2 separate regions of the Homo sapiens genome follow, and region 2 is linked to region 1. The links are chromatin loops, found by intact Hi-C in ENCODE. Cell type or tissue: ovary. All regions are shown on one strand. Each heading gives the region's core, and the rest is flanking DNA. Links, peaks and the distances in the headings are about the cores only. Region 1 holds the start of LINC02036 (long intergenic non-protein coding RNA 2036). Region 2 has its middle 52 kb from the start of LINC02037.

Region 1 (11,398 bases), core at 1,580-9,579:
ATCCCTCCCTTCAGGGCTGCACCAGGTGTCCATATGGTGGGGCTCTAGGAAACCGGATGAATAACAACACCCTTTCTTCTTTCAGAGTCCAGAACCAACTGAGAGAAAGTGTCCCCTTTCTTGGCAAATTGGAGGAAAATGCAGCTTGAGGTACGGCCAGGCAGGCTTGCTAATACATCACACCTGGGACAGATAAGCTTTATTATCTGCTAGGGCCTGGCGCAGATGGCCAGCTGCGGACCTCCCCCAGGACGGAGCCCAGCACAGAAGGCCGCCTTCTGCTCCAAGAGGCAGAGGGATCGAGCCCCACAGGTGCGGGTTTTCTCCCAAACTCATGAGTTACACAAATCATCCTGCTCTTGGGGAGAAGCGAGGTTGGGAGTAATGTCGAGGTTTCTCCCAGGGACACCAGTGTAAGGAGGAGTGTGAGGGGATACAGACTTAGATTTTCTCAGCCTTAAACCTCCAGAAATAGTCCAGTGTCCAGCATGATGAGATTCAGGGAAACTGGGGCTGGCCTTTGGGCAACTTACTCCACCTGTTTAAGCTCTATCTTCTGACTGGTGCTAGGAGCACCCACATGGGCACAGAATGTGACGATGCCTAGAAACACGCATCACCTTGCTCAGTGCAGGCTCAGTGCTCAACACAGAGCAGCTACTGTTTCTTCCCCTACTGCTAGCACTCAGTGTGAACTGTGTATCACATGGAGCAAACTGCGGGGCGGGGCCGGGGTTCGCCTATCTCTTACTGGTCTTGTGTCTAAGACCAGTTATAGAATTGTGGGATTTCAGAGCCGTTAGAGATCCCAGATACCATCTCGTCATGTGGCAGATTAAGTAACTGGTCTGTAAGCGAGGAAGGGAGGCGACAGTCAGGAAGAGGGCCGTATGGGGGTGGTAAGTGACACGTGCAACCTCTCCACCCGCCCCCACCCCGTCACCACACTTCCTGGACCTAGTAATTCAGGAAGGCAGTCTGTCTGACCAAAAGGCAGGAAGTCCGCCGGGCCCACTCCCATCCTGGTGGCGTGGCGGCTGGGCTCTGTTCTCAGGCTGCTAGCACCGTACTCCCAGTGGGCATGTCAGGCAAGTCCTGGCTGCTCACCTCAGTTCTAGAATCTGCCACATTCAGAGTCTATTTCTTAGTTGTTTCTGCTTTCCTCATATGTTATATCACTGGGACACCCTCAGGTCATCTCAGGTTCCAGTGGAGCCGTCCCAGACCCAGCATCTGAAAAGAGATAAAGAGATATTTTTGTGATTCTTTTTAAGATACTTTTTCCATTTACTTTATTGTTTTTGAAATGGAAAATATTAAGTTGAATATTTTAATGCAAATCTATTTGTGAATCCAATTATGTGATACTTAATTTTTTTTATTTTTAAAAATAAAATAATCAGTGATACATTTAATAGGGTATGTATTACAAAAATTATATATATATATATATATATATATTTTTTTTTTTTTTTGAGACAGAATCTTGCTCTGTTGCCCAGGCTGGAGTGCGGTGGTGTGATCTCGGCTCACTGTAACCTCCGCCTCCCAGGTTCAAGCGATTCTCCTGCCTCAGCCTCCCGAGTAACTGTGGCTACAGGCATGCACGACCAAGCCCCGCTAATTTTTTTTGTATTTTTAGTAGAGACCGGGTTTCACCATGTCAGTCAGGCTGGTCTTGGACTCTTGACCTCAAATGATTCGCCTGCCTTGGCTTCCCAAAGTGTTGGGATTACAGGTGTGAGCCACCTCGTCTGGCTTACAAGATTAGTTTTTATCTTAAAATAAATTGAACAAGGCCAAAATTTGACTTGCAGTTAACCAGAAGTGTGAAGTATTTATGCCGTGGAATCCACGCCTCTGTCTATTGTCGTTTCTCTAATATTCTTTCTGTATACACAAAATACATCCTAATCATGACTCAAGATAGATCTATTCCTTGGAGAGTGATAGAGATGATGACAAGGAATAAAGAATTTTCTGTTTGGAGAGAAACATAGATGGATGAGCTTGAGTTTGCTTGCAGTTCCTCTTCACAGCACAAATGGGGAGCAGCATCAGAGCTGGACTCAGAGACCAGGGTTCTTATCTCAGCTTTGCCACCATTAAACTGGAGATCTGGGGCAAGTCACTTCCCTCTCAGTTACCTCGTTGCCAGCCTTAGAAGACCAGCCGAGCTGAGCCTTGCTGGGTAAGGATGGCCCTGGGATTGAAGGAGGAGCCCTGACGCTGTGCCTTGTGCCATAGTGAATGGCAGGGGTGGCGGCTCTGAGGTGCCAGTGCAGGACACGCACCGTGATGTGCAGGGGAGGAGACTGTGCTTCTGAGTAGGGCACTCCTGCAGCTGGCCACGCATAGCCTTTCTGTCCTGTTGTATGAGATCTACCCCATGTTATGAGCATCCACCTGCTTTTCAGCAGGAAAAATCATGACCCAGTCACTCTAGGTTTGCCTTCCACGTTGTCCTCTTCGCTGATTAAATAGTCTTTCTTTGGTATACGCTTCTGAAACTTCCCTGTTCAAATGAGGCCCCTCCCAAGGGGGTCCACGTTAGCACAGAAAATGCTTTCTTTCCATCTCTGATTGATTATCTGTTCTCATTTGTTCCCGGACTTCAATTTCAGCCTGAATGTGAGTATTTATTTTAAACAGTCAGCCTGGACTTCATCAACATGGCAGTATTTTAGGGAATCCAGTTGTAGGTCAAATGCCTGGGGTTTCAAAGAGTGTAAGCTGAAGTCTCTGACCTAAACTCTAGAGACTAAAGGTTGTCACTGAAGACTGCCATCTTTATGGAGGGCGGGGAGAAGGTATTTAATAAATGGGGCTTTCTCCTAATGTGGTTAAAGGAGACCAGCAGCTCCAATTCAATTCAAAGGCAACTCAGTGAGGGCCCAGTAAGGGTCTAATGCTGCATTCATCACTGGAGTCTCCTGCTTTTGGCTGAAAGTCTATCTGCTCCCAGGAGAGTATTAATTGAGCACTTACTATCTGACCAACCCTGTGCCAAGTGCTGTGTGGGATCTAGTGGTGGTGGTGGGGGAAGCCTAACGTACAGGAGAATATGCCGTGTAGGTGCTGGTGGTGTTCCGCTGTGCAAGCTTCATCCAGACAGAGGGTTTTTGCAGCTGGGCCTGACCAGTCCACCAGCAAGAAGGGGCTGGCATTGTTTTGTTGTCACAATCCTGGTACCTGAGGCACCTGGAATAGGCTGGCTTTTTGCCTTCAGCACTCTAGATCCCCAGCTCGGGCTGGAATTCTTTCCTAACCCCTACTCCTCTTAACTGGGGTTTGGGCAGCCAATCTCTTGCCACCTTCTTGCCACTGCTCCCTGTATCTTCATCTGGGGATCTGCTCTCATCTGGATGGCCATCAGTTTCCACCTAGCCCCTGTCCCAGCCCTGCAAACAAGCAAGACCAATGCAGACTCATCATTGTCAGCATGTCCCCTAGGTCCCTCAACATGCTGCCATTTCTGTGTTTCCTCCTCAGGAAGGGGCACCTTTTCCAACCAGGCACCCACCTAGAAACCTGAGAATCATCTGAAATCATTTCCTCTCTGTCACCACCATCGCCCAAATACAGTTGATTTGTGAGCTCTCAAATCCACCGGTTTCTCTCCATTCCCAGTTACAACCTTTGTCCAACCCACCCATGTCTGCTTTGCTCACCGTTGCAGTCTCTGCACCCAGCACAGGACCTGTGAAATGGTTGCTCGTACCATTTGCGGAATGGAAGATGTGAGTGAGAGTGAGTGAGCCAGGGGAGACCTGTCAGGATGGCCTGACCCTTGTTTACCTCTTAAGTCTCATCTCTCTCCTTCACCGCCACTTACCCTTTACCTGGCAGCTCTCCTGAGCTCCCCGTACAGCCTGGGTTCTTGTCCACATCTTCCAGAAGCCTCCCCTTTTCCTGTTTGAATTAGATGGTCCCTCTGTGCCCCCAGTGCCACATGCCTAGCCCATTTCCTGGGGAGCACGCATCCCACGACACTGGCATTGCCTGTCTGCATGTCAAGTGTTCTCTCTTGATGCTAAGTTCCACGAAGCGGGCTCTGTGTTTTACGCATCACTGCATTTCCAGCACTTAGCGCAAGCAGGTGCTCCTTGAATTTTTGTTGACCGAAGGTCTAGAAACTCCTGCTTTGGTGCCTAACTGCTTCCTGCCTCATGTCTCTCCCCCAGCCCTCCACCCCCAATCTACCTGGCTTCTGGCACTGCTCACTCTGAGGTGCGCGGCTATCCATGGGCCAGCCCCATGTAGCAGTGTGTTTCGGGTGCTGGTGCCACCCATTCCGTTCCTCTCCATGACAGGTCACTTGGTGCAGAGCGCCTTGATCTGCACAGTAGGACATGCTTTCCTGGCCTTGGACCTCCCAAAGTCTACCCGGTGCTTGTGCCCTCTCCTGGCATCTTCTGACCGGGTCCCCATGGGGTTTCGTGCTCATCCCTTCACTGGCTTGTGAATGTCCCCGGGGCAGGGGCAACATCCAACTGGTCTCTGACCACCGGTCCCCCCTCCCCCTCCCCACAGCACCCAGAACAAGGGCTCATTTGTGCACGGTAGATTCCCAGGAAAGGGTTCTTTTGGATCCATCTGAAGGCTGGAGGGACTTAGGGAGGGGTGGGACTCTGGGAATTCGGATGGCTGGAGGGAAGCTTGGAGGAGAAGGAGGAGGAGCTACTCCTCACCCAGAGTGGGGTGAAGGCCGAGCTCCTGTGAGGGACTGTGACAGGAATGGCAGGGCAACAAGGGGCAGTGGCGGAGCAGAGCTAGGAGAGTAGTTGCAGCCTCAGTGCCACGTCAGTCCAGCCCAAGGCCTCCTGGGCGGCCAGCTGACCAGGCCTCAGCGTCAGGCTTCCTGTGCAGCAAGGTGCCCAGAGCTGTGCAGGCTGGTGCTGACTGCTGTCCCCCACCCCACCACAGGGGCCCTGGGGAAAGGGTGCCTTGCTCCTTCTCTGCCCTGCTCTCCCCATATGGGTGTCTCTCATTCTTTTCATCATAGTAAGCAGCACGACTGCAAAGTGCTTTATGTCCCCTCCAGAAAGGCCATGAGCCAAAGGTTTGCTGTCTTCCTCACCATCACCACCACTGTCTTCCTCACGATCACGGCCACCATCCTGCTCGCCCTGTCCCACATCCGAACAAAGCTGCAGAGTGTACACCATGTTTCTTCATTATCCCATTTTGACGGTTGCAGCTGCCATTATTCACTCTTAACAGTTAAGGACACAGAGGTTCAGAGAGGTCGAGGGGCTAACTCATGTCACACAGCCCGACTTGAGGTGGAGGGAGGGAGGATGGATTAGGAAATCTGCTCTGGAATCCCTCTTAGAAAGTGTCAGCAGGGCACAAGTGGAGTCTGCGTGTGCACCTGTGTAAGTGTGTCTGTCCTGATTCTCTCTGTGCGCCCCTGTATCCTTCTATGTCCTGAGTGTGCCGTCTTGGGTGTGGATGTGTGGAGCTGTGCTGGGAGTATCCTCAGGGTCGAGTGTGTGTGCATATGGCCGGGTGCAGACACATGCGTGCACATGGATGCTCCACCCGCTTCTCAGATGTCTTGGCTGTGGGTTTGACAACTGAAACCCAGCTGTGCTCCGGCCGGGAAACATCCGCTGTGGAAACCTGGGAGGAGCTGACAGTCCCTAAAGAGGGGTTACACATGCTGCCAGCAAGCGCGCCTGGCCCACTGCCTAATTCCCTGCAAATGCTCTTTAAATCTGTTTCTAATTTGGACTCTGCCTTCCCCTGCCCCCACCCATCCCTTCCCACCCTCCCAACTTGCCTGAAACCAGTCAAATTATGCTGAATAATGGCTGCAGAGTGGGGGGAGAGTGCTCAAGGTCGCCGATGGGCTCTCGGAGGGTGTAATAATGTCACATTTTAATTTACGCAGGGAACGGTGCACGAATCAAAACCAATAAATAATTTGGGCTGCACCAGCAGCTGCAGCCAACAGTAACTCCTACAGGTCATGCCACTTCCCGGGGAGAAATCACTAACTGTCACACTCCAAAGTCCACTATGCTTGAGAAAACCCATGTGCCTAGGTACAGATGCAAAATACAGCATTTTCTCTCTGCAAGGGACCGTATTTGGAGACTTGCAGCATCAGCAAGAATCTGTCCAGTTGTCTGAGTATTACCCAGATGTTCTGGGTATTAAGATTCTAAAACAAAATATGCCTCTGTATATTTTGCTGCCCTGTGAAATACTCAGCTCCAGGCTGACCCAGATGCATGGGAAAGTGTATACAAAGCGGAGGGAGGAGTGTGGAAAGCAGGGCTTTATGTCCACATTGATGGCAGCTCTGAAAAGCCGACCTACATGCAGAGAAAGGCGGGAGGGGCTGCTGGGAGAAGTCTGCTGGAGCTTGTTCATGCTGAGAGGTTGGGGGTGTGATTTGAGGTACGGTTTTTTCAATAATTAATATGAAGGTAAAAAATGCATGCATTCTTTGAAGGCAGGGGCCTTGCTCTACTGACCCCTTTTGGTCCCTTGACGACCGATGAGTCAGGGTAAGGGAGCCCAAAAGTGGGGAGGTCTTGAGATGGTTCTCACCTGTGTGTTGTGGCTGGGTAACCTGGGAAGCCAGGAGGAGGACGAGCCTTAGGTTTTCACAGCATCTGGAGGCCTTTGCTGGGAGGTCCTGCCTGTGGTGTTCTGGTGAAAACCCCGTTCCTTCCCCCGAGTCTCCTGAGCATCTGCAATTGGTGTGTGCTCCAGGGGCTGCTGATGGGGCCTGGCATGCTGCCCACCTCTTAGCTGGCTCTGCAACTGCAGGAAGGTGGGGTTTGCAGCCCGCGGGGCCACTGCCTTGGAAGTTGTGCGGCTGTCAAGAGTCTGGAGCTGCAGCTTCTCCATCTGGCTGGAAAGGAAGCATGGGAAGAAGCTGCTGAGGTTGAATGGCACCCTGAGGATTTCACTCCCCTTTTCCTACCACACACCAGACCGGGGCCATCAGGTTGCCTGGGTAAGAAAGGCGCGGGGGGGCCCACACTTGTATTGTGCACCAGGGCCTGGCTCCTATTTCATCCTTCAAGGCGCTTCCCATTCATATCTTTTTCCATTTTCAAACTGTTGGCCCTGTATTTAGTTGTGTGTGATACTAAGGATGCTGCCTATGTCAAAAGCCTCATTTAACCCTCAGAACACACCTGCAAAGTAGAATAAACTATAAGAAACTAGAAGAGGGCTAGGTGTCCACTGCAAGGGTGTACTTCTCCTTCTTTTAGGGTTGAGTTCCTGCAAGGAAATAGCTGCTAATTTTCCCACCCCCTTACAGTTAAGTCCAGCCCTAGGATCGGGTTCTGCCCAGTGGAATGTGAGCAGTGCAGTGGGTTGCCCCACTCCAGAGCCTCCCACTAGAAACTTCCCAGGAAGCAGTCTCCAAGCTCCAACCCTTCCGCCTGGATGGAACAGGGGCAACCCCACCATGACCTTGGAAGCTACAAACTTAAAATGGCAGAGCATCTCTCGCCTTGGGGTTTTGAATGACTGTGTGGAGAAAGACTGCCCGGACAGCATGTTCTCTGCCCTGTCCTGAGCAAGAAAATGAACTTATACTCTATTGTTTCCCAGCCATTATGCTTTTTGGGGTTTGTTTGTTTTAGCAGTGAACTTATCCCTCAGTAATTGATTAGAAATTTTCATTCCTATTGTAGAAATGAGGAAATCGAGACTCAGAGAGGGAAATTCATGGCCCAAGGTCACATATTCGGTTAATAGCAGAGTCACGATGCCAGTCTACGCCTTCCTGGCTTCAAAGTCATGCTCTGGTTATGTGAGTTTCCCCAAGTGTGTTCCACAGAACACTGTTCAAACCACCGCCACCACCACATCACCCCCGCAGCTCCCATGCTCAAATAAGTTTGGGAAATGCCAACTTCGAGTCAACAGGTTTCTTTGCCGCAGTCCTTTCCAGCATGTCACCATGCTCATGATACCTGTGAATTACCACCAGGGCATCTAACATGAAGGATTTTTCCAAATTTGTGAGGCCACAGGGCCCCTTCTCCACAGAGCTGATTGTGAGACTGGCATGCTTAGAGCTCATCTTGGTAGAGGCTAAACTTCAATATGCTGCCTGATACGGGTTGAACTGTGTTACTCTCTCAACCCCCGAAAGGATTCATTGAAGTCCTAACCCCTGGGAGCTCGGCATGTGACCTAATTTGGATATAGGGTCTTTGCAGATTTAACCAAGTTAAAATTAGGCCCTTAGATGGGGCCTGCTTCAATATGACTGGTGTCCTTAGAACAGGGGAAATATAAACACAGAGACAAGCAGACACAGAAAGAGGATGACATGAAGACACCCAGGGACACACAGCAGATATGCCACGGGAAGAGGGAGGGCTGGAGTAGTGCATCTGTAAACCAAGGAATGTCAGAGATTGCCAGCAAACCCCAGAAACTAGAAGAGGCAAGGAAGGATTCTCTCCCGGAGCTTTCCGAGGGAGCACGGCCCTGCCAACACCTTGACTTTGGTCTTCTAACCTCCAACACATGAGAGCACACGTGTCTGTTGTTTAAGCCGCCCAGTGCATGGTAGTTTGTTATGGCACCCCTGGGAAATGCATACGCTCCCTCTGGCTCCTTTCAAAACCAGGAACCAAAGTTTCTGGGCAATGTTACCTTACCGAAAATCATCCAAATGACAAACTGTGGTGGCTTCGGTTTACTGACAAACAGATGAAGGAAAAGAGAGTCTGGAGGGACAAAGGGTAGCACCGCAGAGCAGCTCAGGGCTTCAGTTTTGGCGCCATGCCGGCTGCTGTGCACCCGGCTTTGGTTGCATCCTGGAGCGCAGTCCTCCACCGCTCTGGGCACAGTTGCCTTTTCTATAAGGGTGGGGCTAACACTCACTTCATAGGTTGAGGGGAGGGTTAAACAAATTAACATACACTAAATGTTTGGTCTAGTACCTGGAAGATACCCAGTATCCGTTCCTTTGAAATTTGCGCAAGCAGGATTGCAGACCTGCGCTTGAATCCAAACTCTGCTATTTATCAACAGTGTTGCTGTGGGCAATTTGCTCAGTCTTTCAAAGTCTGGATTTCACCATCTATACAAAGAGAAAATAATGCGTGTTGTTAAAAAATGGTTTTAAAACAAGTTAGAAATCGTGATTCTAAAATAGATAAAAATGAGCACGTTATCATTGTGAATGAGTGAACCAGCGATGTTACAACTGATTCAAAGAAGAATCCAAAGAACAGATGTGTTTATGGTTATGGAATGTTGATTTTCAAGTGGTCACAATGATCTGGCTTTTGCCCCGTGTAGGAGGGTGGATGGAGCTCATTTGCGGGTCCACAATTCAGGGTCACTGTGTGTCCTCTCTTCCCTAAAACTTACAGAGCAGTAAACTAGCCCAAAGGCTGGAATCAGATAATCCAGAGGGTCTGCTCTCAACAATAAATAGTTTTCTCTTGGAGAAACCCTGTAATCTTCTTTGCTTATTTCAGATTTCCTTGTAGTCTCATATATTTATATGCATAGGATTGGGAAAAGATGCATACATGGAAAAAGCAAGTTGCTGAATCAGGTATAATCCTACTTTTATAAAAACAAACAAACTGTGTGTATGTGTATACATATGCACACACACGAGTGGGTGTGTATATATAACGTTGATTAAATTAGACAAATGTCAGGAAGAATACAGAAGGATTGTAAACAATGGCTACCTCTGGAGGGCAGGTCTGGTGATGGTGATGGTGGAGGGAGACTTTCATGACTTATTTTCTAAACTTCTGTGTTGTTTGAATAAAAACAAACGCCTACTTCACAGTATATTGTGAATAAGGAATGTCTGAGTGAGAAAAATGTCCTTTGTGCTTCACGCAGTGTGTAGCATTCAACAAATCACAGGTTTCATCATTGTTATTATTTTACATTCAACTATCCCAGAGCCCCCTAAGCCTATTCCTGGAAAGGAAATTGCAAACAAGAACAATGCTATTGCAGCCCAAGGACTTCTCCCTTTGTGGGAGGCTAGTTTTGAAATCCTAGACTTGCATTTTGGCTCCCTGGAGACTGGAGGAGACCTCTATCCTGAGCTACAGCCTTGGAGTGGCTCCTGTCTGTTTTACTTCCTTAGCCCCCACCAGCAGCCCCACGCTCAGGCCCACCCAGTGTTTAGCTGCGACAAACTCCTTGGCCACAGGAGGGAGGCCTGACTGGGGCCAAACTCTAGGGCAAAGGGTTGCCTAGGCCCTGTGCCATCCTCTTGCCCAGACTGGGACTAAGAGACACCTATTAGCTCCATTTGAGTCTGGTTACCATCCCCTACCCAGGGATGGGGTGCTGGTCACAACAGGCAAAGAGACAAAATGAAGTTTTTGATCACACAAAGCTAAAGATCTAATTTCAGCTGCTGACTCATCCCCTAAAGGGCGGCGTTGGTGCCTCCAAAGGGCTTGGGATGGAGTCAGGAGATCTAACCCTGGTGCAGGTTTGGCCACTAACTAGCTGCATGTCCATGGACTATGTCTCAGGTTCCCTATCTGCCTAATGAGAGTAAGAAGAAGGTTTATCTCCAAGGGCTATCAGGAGGCTTAACTGAGGTGATGTCTGAGCTGTGGGGTTCTGTAGAGATTTAGTTTGGGTTGATGCAATAGGGTACTTCAGGGTGCTTGATATGCTTTAATAGCAAATGTTATATGGCACTTACCATGACGCGCAAGGCCCTGTTATATCTGATTTACATTTATTTAGTCATTGGGTATTCACAGCAGCCCTGTGAGGAATGCACTGTTATCCAACCCCCATTTTACAGATGAGAAAATAGAGGCAAAGAGAGCTAAGTAACTTTCCCCAAATCTTCCCATGGGACATGGCATGTCCCAGTCCCACCTGGACAGAATCCTTTCTCAGGGACCCATATCTCAAACCCACAGACTTGATTGGGTTTTCTTTTCTTTTCTTTTTCCTTTTTTTGTCCTTCCATTGTAGAATACTTCAACTGTGTGAGAGTAAAAAGAATATTAGAATACATTTCCAGGAATTCCCATTACCTAGCTTTATTAATTACCAACTCATGACCATCACCATCCCCTTCACACCCTGAATTATTCTAGATCAAATCCCAGACATCATATGTACATATACTTTATTTTCTATTTATTTACTTATCTTTTGAGCTGGCCTCACTCTGTGCCTGGCTAGAATGCAGTGGCACCATCATAGCTCACCACAGCCTCAAACTCCTGGGCTCAAGTGATCCTCCCACCTCAGCCTCCCAAGCAGCTGGGACTATAGGAATGTGCCATGATGCCCAGATAACTTTTTAATTTTTTGTAGAGATGAAGTCTTGCTATGTTGCCCAGGCTGGTCTTGAACCCCTGGCCTCAAGCAATTTTCCTACCTTGGCTTCCCAAAGTGCTGGGATTAC
Region 2 (11,398 bases), core at 2,280-10,279, 55 kb after region 1:
CTTTCCTCTGTAACATGCCTCCATAATACAAGTTTCAAATAGGTGAAGCCTTTGGTTCTGAAAAGCAGCGCCTAGCTCTACCCAGCAGTCTTTGCTGCTCAGGTTAACTGCCACCCCAACCATGAAGTCACTGCGGTCCTTCACTGAGGAACTCAAGGAACCTCTGCATCCTGGGCCCCATAAAATATTCCTAAACCAAAATGGTGGAAAAAATCCCTTTTCCAGATCAATTAAATCAACAAATTTTAAGAACCTGAGGATTTGCTTAGTCTCCCACCCCCACCCTCTTAACAAGTGAGAAACCCGAGGTCTAGAAGTGAGAAATGATTTACTCAAGCTCACAATGATGACAAAGCCTCATTCTCTTTCTTTTTTACAAATTTCAAGCAATCGCAGAGAATGGATTGGCTTGCATAGCCAAGCACAGGAAGGGCCGACGAATGGGACACCTGGAGCCAGGACTCAGAGGCCCTCAGGGCCACCTCTGTCCCATCTCTCCCTGCAGGCTGAAGTTTTCAGTCTCCAGCTGACACTGAGACCCCAGCGTCTGAGACCAAAAGGAAAACAATCAAATAAGCAACAGTTCTGATCCCAACAGGCCAAGTTGCCTCTTTCAGGAAAAATCTGCTCACATCATGAATTCTGGACACGCAATTGTTGTTTAAATAGTTCATTCCCAAGAGGCCACCCTTCACTGATAGATACAGCTTTGTGTAATATGACCGTAGCTTCGTCTCTGTAATTTCAGTAAGACTACAATTCCCACCTCAAGAGGTGGAAGTGAAGTCTAATTTTCCGTGAGGATCACGTGTGCATGTGGATGTGTGTGTGTTTCTTTTTCTGTGGGTCCAAGTCTTTATCTTGCTAAATCCATTACACCTCCTCTCTGCCTGTCTGCACTGGAGATAAAAAATGGCATTTTCTGGCCTCAGGCCACTGCATTTGGCCAAACATTCTCCCAGCAAAGTTATGAACAAAATTTCCTCCTCCATTTGTGCTCTTCTGAAAGAGACGTCTGGCTGCATTCACTGTCCACTGTCCTCAGAGAATAACTGAAGGAACAAATGAAACCAGATATAATGAGCTCTGTGCCTGTCATCTTGAGTTTCAATGAACTTATCTCTTTACTGGCTTTGAAGAGCTGAAATCACTCCATGTGCTGGGGGGGTAGTTTAGAGAATATGAAGAATTTGATCCTTGGTGGGGCTAAATAGTTGTGATCCTGGGCTACTTTTGAGTTGTTTCTCCTTGGCTGACATGGACTTTCTGAAGGCACTTGTTTTCAAGAGAAATCAGAAATATGCTTCAGAAAAATAACCATCAAATCATTTTGGAAGAAATAAGAAAAGAACATTTATTTTAGCAATAAGATAATCTCTTCTGGGATTCATAACTAATTTGGTGGAAGTGTTTCTATTTTAAATAAAATCCACATCAGTATTAGAAGAATGTGGATTGATTTTCTGGGCCTTTTAGGGCCACCAACCTCAGCATTTGCCGAATGTGGACTCAAGGACTCTGTCTCTTTGCACTTGCTGCTTCCTGTTTTTGGAGATGCTTCTACCTCCTCTCTCTGACAAACTTCTTCCTACTCACCTGGCAGGGTCCAGCTGCACACCCCCTCTTCCATGAGGCCTGCTGGCGCTCCCACTTCCCCAACCTCTCCTCACCATGCACAGGGGCGGCCACTCTCCTCTTTGGACTCTCGCAGCCTCTTTTTATAGTTCTATCTAGGTCTTTGCTATATTTGCCCGGGGAGGCTGTGATCAACATGGGAACAGGGGTTTGGTTTTGTTCATTTTCATTTTCGCAGGCCTTGGAGGACTCACGCAGCTTGTAATGGCACAGGCTTGATGGATGGATGAATTGGCAAATCACTTTGAGGAAAATCTCTTTGATTGGTATATTTGATTCCTAGTTAACAAACTGCCTACTAGCATTCCTGTGTATATGGCGCCCAGATATCTAACAGCATTGAAATGATATGAAGCTGCTTTGTGCAAAGATGTGCTTTACAGAAGATAAAGACTGCCAGGTAGAAAAGGAGCATATGAATCACTGCACTCTTGGCAATCGAAAGGAAATTATGTCCCTTATACTGCACATTGCTAACCCTGTCTTACATCTACTGAGCATTCACAGTGTGTCCAGACAATCTACTAAGGGCTTTATGAAGACTACCACAGTGTCCTTTGGAGGTAGGTCCTGTTGTGCTCATTTTACAGATGAGAAAACCTAGGTGCAGAGATGAATTAAGTTACCCTAGATCACCTGGCTAGTGACAGAGGCAAGTGTTTAAGCCCGAGTCTCGGTCATAACCTCTAAAGGAACACAGAAACTTTGTCCAAGGTATGCATTGGCTGAAATGCAATTTAACATTTATTGAGTGTCTATGGCACACTGGTTCCTGCCCTGGCACTGTGAATACACAAATGAAAGGATCAGGTCTCTGCCCTTGAAGTTTTCTAAGGAGAGGTGGGGGTGAGAGCTCAGACAAGCACACAATTTGTTAGAATGCAGGAGGAAGTGAAAGTGCCATAAAGAGGCACAATGTGCTATATGGGTTCCCGCAGGGAGCATGTACCATCTGGTGGCATGGATCAGGAAAGGCTTCCTGGAGGAGGTAGCACGTTAGGTGAGCCTTGAAGGATGAGACATCCGTGGGAGAGATCCAGAAAGAGGCTATGGAGGAGGGAATCTGCAAGATGAGGTGGGAGAAGTGGGAAAGGAGCATGAGAGTGTAGTTGGGGCCAGCACAGGGAGGCCAGGGGGTCTGCTGGGAGGTTGTGGCCAATCTGGTGAGAGAGCCAGGGGCTATTTTAAATTAGCAAGAAGACCTGCTATCCAGAAGCATGCAGCACTGTAGTGGGTCTGAAGTTCCCACGACTAGTCTAACACCTGTGTGAGGCTAGTTCCAATGTGTCCTTCCTTTCCAAAGTCTTCATCTTCACGGTTGCTTTGTAACAATTCTATACTCCTCCAGCTCCTGCGTCCATTCCCCTCCCTGCATTACCTTTACATTCTGATTTGAGAGTCCTGTGGGAGTTTCTTCTTACCCTTCATGTATTTCAAGGTGGTTAGTAGCTTGTTTCTCAGTCACCCCCCACCCATGGCCTCTCACATGGTTTTGGGCGCTCCCTGTCCCAGTTCCGTGATCATCCTCTGGGCTCTCTTAGCTGCTCCTCTACGTCCCCAGCAGCACTCAGCCATGGGGCCCTGATTCTTTGAAAGTACACAAATGGTTCTCTTGTCCTCTCTTAGCCTAGATAAACATGATTAAAACCCCATTGTCTATAAGGCCAACAGAAACTCACTCATGAGAATCCACTTAATGGCTCATAATGAAGCACCGCCCCAGTGTTCAACCTGAGATGTTCAAGGGAAAGGACCAGGGTCTACCATTTCCGTGACAGATCACCCTCCACTCTGCCTAAATGCACCCATGTCACCTTCCAGCAAGTCCCGGGGAGGCAGCCCATTCTTCCATGAAGAGCCTTAGCCTGAGTCACTAATAGGGGTTAAGTCCAAACCTCCTGGAGAAGCCGAGGCCACACAGCAGGAGCTTGGTACATCCACTTCTCTCTGCTCAGTGGCTTCTGCTCACTCATGCCTTCCACTCCCGGTGGCTTAAGGAGATTGAACAGAAATCCAAAACATTCTTTGAAGGGGGTACGTTGATCACTCATCTTTGAATCCACTTAGCATGGTGCCCTGCACACAGGCATTATTCAGTATGTTTATTGATGTGTTTATTGATGTGTTTCCTTTCCGCTCACTAGACTTCATGGACTAGAAATCCATTCCCTAGCCCTCCCCTGGTGATCTGGCCCCACAAGAGCAGTCCCAGGCGTCCTACTCCTGTCACCCGGCTTTGTAGGTCTTGTTCCCCAGCACTGTCACCACGTGCTTTGCTCCTTTCCAAACCTCCTTCTACTTGTCATGTCCCTCTAAAGCTATCAAGCCAACAACTTGACTCCCCCAGTGGAAGCAATGGATCTGAAAATGCTTCTTAAACTCCGAGGTGCTATGTAAATGTAGAGAAACAACAAGAATCATGATGACGTTTTCTATAAAGGACTGTGATAGCTGAGACTAGTGGTAGGAATGCTGGAATAAGGAACAACTTAAAAATACCCAGGCAAGGCACTGAATGTGAATCGATGATAGTAATCTTCAAAGAATAGTCACATTTTCAAACAAATGTTGATGAGGTATATCTTGTAGATTTTTAGTCAGAAAACAAAATAGATTTCTTTCAGTGGTATACTGATGATTTCTATTTTACCTACCTCAAGAGACAATTTGAGAGACACACAACAAATTATCAGCCAGGAAAAGAGAAAGAATTCATTACGCGTTGGCCCCAGCTTTAAAACTGTGTGGCTCTTCCCCTCTCTGTTTTCCATTTATAAAATGAGGGGGTTAGAACAGATAATCTGTAAAGTCTCTTCTGGCCCTGATAGTCTATGGATTATTGAGAAAACCCAACCATTCTCTTTCTTGATTTCCTCCAGGAGTGAGTTTACTTGCCACGTGTCTTTTCCTGGCACACATCTCGCTATTTGCCATTCTTTCAGTGTAGTTTTTCGTGACTCAACCACGAGCCCTCGCAGGTCAGGACCGTGTCTCATTCGGCTTCCTGCCATCTTAACCTGGTGCCTGGCCCATAGCAGATGCTCAATAAATACTGTCAAATAAGTAAATTAGAGACGCTAAAGGCAGGTGATTAAGAGGATGAGCCAGAGAATGAAACGGAACCATGTGTACTTAGAAAGGACTTTATTGAGAGGAAGGATTTTAAACAATCAGTGGGAAAACGTTCTTCAGGAATTCTTCCCCATGTCATGTGAGGTGGGTAAATAAAGTAAGTCTAAAAGATAAGCATATCTGTGCTGAAATTGGTATTTTAAGCTTGTATTAGTTTTCTGACTTCTTTTTAGATTTAGCTGGTGTTTGTCTGGACATCCTTGATCTCTGGCAACATTTTAACACCATAAGCAACTTCACAGGTTGATAGAGACAAGGCTGCCATGTACCCCTGGCCCCTTGTTCAAGGGTGCCTGGGAAGTTGGGACTGGGTAGCTCATCACTCCATCTGAGCTAAGGTGAAGTCAGCCAACATTTCTTTTTTTTTTTTGAGATGGAGTCTCACTCTGTCGCCCAGGCTGGAGTGCAGTGGCACGATCTCGGCTCACTGCAAACTCTGTGCCCCAGGGTTCAAGCAATTCTCCTGCCTCAGCCTCCTCAGTAGCTGGGATTACAGCTGCCTGCCACCTCTCCTGGCTAATTTTTGTATTTGTAGTAGAGACGGGGTTTCACCATCTTGGCCAGGCTGGTCTTGAACTTTTGACCTCATGATCCACCCACCTATGCCTCCCAAAGTGCTGGGATTACAGGTGTGAGCCACCGTGCCCGGCCAAGACATCATTTCTTAAGTGGAAAACTCAGCCATTCATCCAGATGTTTTGTCTTTGAGGAGAAAAATCCTGACCTTTGTTTCATATGTATGTATATATATCTCAAGGCCCTTATTATGAGGTTTATTGACTTCAAGGGATCCAAGAACATCCTGAAAGCAGATACAAAATGTTGAGCTGTGCCAAGACTGCAAAGACTGGAAGGATTTCCTTCCTGTCAGAATGACTGGCATGGCCTTAGTTTGGTCACTGCTTACCCTATCTTTGAATTTACTTTCCCTTTTGAAAAATTAATTTCATACATAGGATCATCCAAACAGGTAACATTGTTGAAGGATGCTACAGTTTTGGTAACAGGATAGCATCACATGCATCAGAGTCTGAAGGTCTCATCCTTCTTCGGCCCTGGAAAGTGTCCTAGGCAGCGCAGATGCCAAGGTCTGTTGGCTGCTGGAGTCCTAGCCAAGGAGGCTCAACTCCTGAACACATGCAGTGGGCAGAACGTACTCTGTAAACCCAAGTCAAGAGTCTGGAAAATGGCTGGACAAGTGCTATGCCTTGCTTGGCTGAGCAGATAGGATGAGGAGAAAAAATAAAGAGAAGATGAGGACTGAAGTCATTCAAAAAGTAAAATTCAGAGGTAGATAAATAGAAAGAGGGGAAATATTTGTATTGGTATGAAATTGAAGAAATATAGAACTGAGTATTTAGAGGCCTGTGCAAATGAGTCCAGTCCTTTTGTTAGGTAAATAGGGAAGCAGAGGCTGAGAGAAAGGCTGGGACTGCCCAAGGTCGTGGAGCTAGTTAGAGACACACCCGGAATTAGAACCCAGGCCTCCTGACTCCAGTGCTGCTGCTGCTGACAGGACACCATCAAGTCAGCCAAAACTTAATTCACTAAGATCATCTATGTTTAATAGAGCCAGGGGGTCAGAGAAGAAAAAACAGTTTAATTAGCTATGATCCACCAATTCCGCTGGCCCATTGGTTCCAGTGTTTATTAACGCTCGCCAGCTCAGCTGTCCTCCCAAGCTTCTCCTTGAAGCTTTTTGCGTCTTGTAAGAGGAAGAATTGGGAATCTCCACTTTGTGTCACAGAGGAACCTGTAAAGACCCCAGCTTGAGCACTCACCAGGGCAGCCCCTTGCAGAATAAGATATTATCCAAATGTGTTGTTTCTTTTGAAGGCCCTTTTTCAGTCTTTAACATATAACAATTCAAACATTTCTTTGGTAGCATAGGACTGGGTGGCAAGCAGACTTTTTGAAGAACTAACTGATACATTCTCATTCTCGCTTTCCTCCCACCTCTGTCCTGAACAGACACACATCCAGGATTTCCTTTTGTCTTAAGGCCCTTTCTCTCTAGTGTAAACATCTGGGGCCTAATCCCATCACAGGCTGCTTCCTGGAAGGGTGTGGCAGCTGGATGCTGAGAGCCAAGATCCCCTCAGTTTCTGCTGCAATGTCAGGGGGAGCAGCAATGGACAAAGCTGGAAGAGTGTCTGGTGTCAGCTTATGAAAGCTTTAAATGCCAACAAAAGAGGTTTTTCTTGGTGCTATAGACCATGAAACGGTCAGAAAAGTCTTTAAAGGGGGAAATAGCATGATGAGATTTTGTGTTTAGAAAAGATTGTGGTTGAACTATGGAGAATGGGGGGTAGCAGAGAGAGTTCAGCAGTAGGCAGACCAATTAGCGGGCTGTGGCACATGTTGGAGGCAGAGGTGCTGATGTCTTGACCTTGGGGGGTTCCAGAGAGGACTTAGAAAGGAGAAGGGTCTAGTAGAAAAAGAAAAAATACAAGGGAAACTCTAAGGGATCTGGCTGTGACGAGCGTGGAGAGATGAAGGAGACCATGAGGTTGCAAAGGAGGAAGTGGGTGAGGGGAAGTCCAAGAAGGTGAGCTGTCTGGGGGAGCACGGGGGCAGTGGAGGAGAGGGTTTGGAGAGTTTCATTTTGGGTGCATTGAGTTAAGGAGCTTGTGGGCCCCGCGAGTGGACACACCTTCCAGGGAGTTGGAGACACAGGTTTGGAGTCAGGGAGGGACTCCAAATGCACATGCGAACTTGCAGGCCAGACAGTGAGAGAAGCCAGCAGCAGGAGACTCCTCGTTCAGGCCTCAGTGAATGTCCCTCACTCTAACCATAGTCTCTGTGTCCTGTACACTGCATTCATCTTTCTAACATGCTGCTCAGACCTGAATACCCTGCCAGCAACCTTCAGTACTCAGCGTTCTGTGGCTTCTTTTTTTTTTTTTTTTTTGAGACGGAGTCTCGCTCTGTCACCCAGGCTGGAGTGCAGTGACACAATCTCGGCTCACTGCAACCTCTGCCTCCCGGGTTCAAACGATTCTCCTGCCTCAGCCTAAGTAGCTGAGACTACAGGCATGTGCCACCACTCCTGGAAAATTTTTTGTATTTTTAGTAGAGACAGGGTTTCACCACATTAGCCAGGATGGTCTCCATCTCCTGACCTCGTGATCCGCCCTCAACTGCCTGCCAAAGTGCTGAGATTACAGGCGTGAGCCATTGCACCCGGCCTCTGTGGCTTCTTAAATGCAAAAAGAAAGCTTTCCGTCTAGGTCCTTCATGACCTGACCTCTTCTAGAATTGTTTTCCCCTACATGCAAATACTCCTGTACAACTTACAAATGAAACTACATCTTTTCTTGATATGCTTTAATTTTCCTGTTCATGATCTTCTGTCTGTTCAGAATGCTTCTTTCATCTCTTTCTGTTGAAAGTCTATTGATTTTTCAAAGTATCAGATGAAATCTTTCTTGGACACTCCATAAGTGATCTTTTGTGTTCTTACACCTCTTTGTTTGAGTGGAGATAGACGATACTTTTCCTCTGGGACACCCCTCCACCCACTCCGCCACAAGCCTTGTGATCTTCTCCGACCCCCAAAACTGCTAGGGCCAAATTCCATACAATATACCCCGAGGAAGGCACACCTGTGCAGAATGCAGAGAATAAACACACCAGGCCTTGGCTTTTGAGTTGCAGAAATCAAGGATGTGGACTTACAAGAACCTGGACTTTTGAGTTTACATTTTATACAATAAATAATGGATTTGGAAGAATAGATTGAAAACTGGGCCTTCTTACCCCAGATGAGATAAGGATTAACCAGACTGGGGGAAAGGAGAGTTGGAGGGAATATGATGAGGGAGAGAAGCTTGTGGTGTTCAGGATGAGAGAACCAGGCCTGGAGGGACCACTCAGACAGTATGAGAGAACCAGGCCTGGAGGGACCACTCAGACAGAAGAATCAGCCTCCAGGGATCATGCAGGCTTTGCTCTGCTGGGCACTGGCTGGCACTGGCAGCCAGAGTGGTGCCCACAAGCCCCCCAGGATCCCTCCCAGCAAGTCTCCATCCCACTACCCCATCACTGGTGTCCAGGAGCCACAGCAACCACGCTTCCTGTTGGACCATCACCATCAGGAACAACTCCTATCAGTGCCCAAAGACTGAGTAGTCTCTGTCTATATTGCTCATGTGGACAACTTCCTTTCCAACAGCCAAGGACTCTACTGTGGAGTCTACTCTTAAGCCTCAAGATAAAGTGGGCTCCAGACATCCAGAAGACTACTGGTGATGTGAACTTCTCTCCCACATCATGTTTCTATTTCTGGGACTTTGCATGAAAATAGTTTAAAATCTCCCTCTTGTAGAAATACACTTTATAATCTATTGGCATTAGATTGTAGGTATTTCTTATGCTATGTGTCTCCTGTTTGCTTCTCTAGATGTCCTCTCTACTCTCCACTCTGCTCTCTTCCCCAGAGTCTTATCAGTGTGGGCTTTAGGCTTTGGGCCTCCTGTTAGGCTCAGTCAGTGAGAAGCCCTGGCAGGAGACTGGGGTGGGGGTGAGTTAAGGGCCTTTATTCCCTGGCTGCCTCCTTGCTGGATAGTCCCCTCTGACTGTTCCTCTCAAGCGAGCTGTCCCTGAACTCTTCTCTCCTTCAGAGTTCCTGTAACCTTGTCTTGTTCCTTCCAAATGGAGATGGTGACAATTTCTATGTTATCAGCAGCCTTGGGATACTGTGTCAGTCCATTCTTGCACTGCTATAAAGAACTACTTGAGATTGGGTAGTTTATAAAGAAAAGAAGTTTAGTCAACTCACAGTTCCACAGGCTGTACAGGAAGCATGGCTGGGAGGCCTCAGGAAACTTACAATCATGGCAGAAGGCCAAGGGGAAGCAGATACATCCTACATGGCTGGAGCAGGAGGAAAGTGGGGGGAGCTGCCACATACTTGCAAACAACCACATGTCATGAGAACTCACTCACTATCATGAGAACAGCAAGGGGGAAATCTACCCCCATGAGCCGAGCACCTCCCACCAGTCCCCACCTCCAACACGGGGGATTTCAATTTGACATGAGATTTGGGCAGAGACACAAATCCAAACCATATCAGAAACTGTATCTCTTGTTTCTCTCCACTCTGCTTATATCTTCATAACTAGTGCTTTCATTAACCTTTCCCTGAAATATCCTAATTCAAATGTGACTTCTGTTTTCTGCTGGAAACCTGTTGCAGACTATATTTACCAATGATGGTTACAATATCCCCCATCCTATAGCTCTGCTTACAGTGTGACTGGGACAATTCACCCTCAAGAGGAAGTGATGGCTGGGCGCGGTGGCTCATGCTTGCAATCCCAACACTTGGGGAGACTGAGGCCAGTGGATCACTTGTGCTCAAGAGTTTGAAATCAGCCATGGCCAACATGGTGAAACCCCGTCTCTACTAAAAATACAAAAATTAGCTGGGCGTGGTGGCATGCACCTGTAGTCCCAGCTACTCAGGAGAGTGAGGTGAGAGGATTGCTTGAACCCAGGGGGCAGAGGTTGCAGTGAGCCGAGATCATGCCACTGCACTCCAGCCTGGGTGACAGAGCGAGACTCTGTCTCAATTAAAAATAAATAAATAAATAAAATAAGAAAAGTTCAGACACTGTGACTTCTGAACTAGTCATAAACAATGAAGGGTGAACCGTCATGAAAACACTTGACTTGAGACCGCCATACTCTGAGGAAGCTCAAGTGAGCCCATGCGGAGAGACCACATGAAGAGAGGGATTCCTGGGAGGCTCAGGCTGCTTCAGCATCTCTATCTGACTGTGACTACAGGCGAGACCAGAGCCAGAATTACCCAGCTGAGCCTTTCTTAAAATCCTCTTCCACAGATACTATGAAAGATACTAACGCGATGGTTGGTATTTTAAGCTGCTGAAATTGGAGTGATTTGTTAGGGAGCAGTAGGTTACTAGGATAGACCCTGACTGATGCGTTACAAACATCTGGAGATGTGCAGCTAAAGACGCAAACAGAGGCCAGGAGCAGCGGCTCACGCTTGTAATCCCAGCACTTTGGGAGGCTGAGGCAGGCAGATTGCTTGAGCTCAGGAGTTTGAGACCAGCCTGGGCAACATGGCAAAACCCTGTCTCTACGAAAAATATAAAAATTAAGCAGGTGCGGTGGTGCATGCCTGTAATCACAGCTACTCAGGAGACTGAGGCAGGAGGATCGTTTGAGTCCAGGAGGCGGACGTTGCAGTGAGCCGAGATAGCGCTACTGTACTCCAACCTGGGCAACAGAATGAGACACTGTCTTAAAATAATAATAATAAGTCAAACAGAAGATGTCCCTTCTAGGCTGGGAGTTTCCTGAGTGAAGGAATCGTGCCTTCTCATATTCCTATAGTGGCTATCACACAACAGTCCATTCAGAAGGATTTGTAAACAGGTTCAACAGACGTGGCTAATTTGAGTTTTCATCCTCAAGGAAGATTTGGGTGTTCCGCTCACTTGAGAAGTGAGGCACAATAGCAAAGACTTGGAAGCAACCCAAATGTCCAACAATGATAGACTGGATTAAGAAAATGTACATATACACCATGGAATACTATGCAGCCATAAAAATGATGAGTTCATGTCCTTTGTAGGGACATGGATGAAACTGGAAATCA

Evidence for each region. Peaks named below come from ENCODE experiments on the same cell type or tissue, not always from the same donor. Only the 100,000 strongest peaks of a DNase experiment are listed, where the experiment ranks them.
Region 2: a loop joins it to region 1, with 2.0 times the contacts of the local background. A loop is called at or near these places in 7 of 110 quality-filtered maps.

What each region holds. Positions count from the first base shown.
Region 1 is chr3:194,245,066-194,256,463 of GRCh38, reverse strand. It overlaps LINC02036 (long intergenic non-protein coding RNA 2036), which reads left to right and starts at 6,311. Exons shown (of 3, transcript NR_125403.1): 1 at 6,311-6,408. It overlaps LINC02037 (long intergenic non-protein coding RNA 2037), which reads right to left and starts at 8,816. Exons shown (of 4, transcript NR_125402.1): 1 at 8,643-8,816; 2 at 6,562-6,868; 3 at 1,108-1,233. RefSeq lists a silencer at 675-724. In ovary, for the core only: no CTCF peak of the experiment used is centred there; DNase peaks (open chromatin) are centred at 5,603, 6,343 and 6,713.
Region 2 is chr3:194,190,294-194,201,691 of GRCh38, reverse strand. No RefSeq gene overlaps it. Among named protein-coding and RNA genes, the nearest start is that of LINC02037, 52 kb to the left of the region's middle. RefSeq lists an enhancer at 7,878-7,957. In ovary, for the core only: no CTCF peak of the experiment used is centred there; no DNase peak of the experiment used is centred there.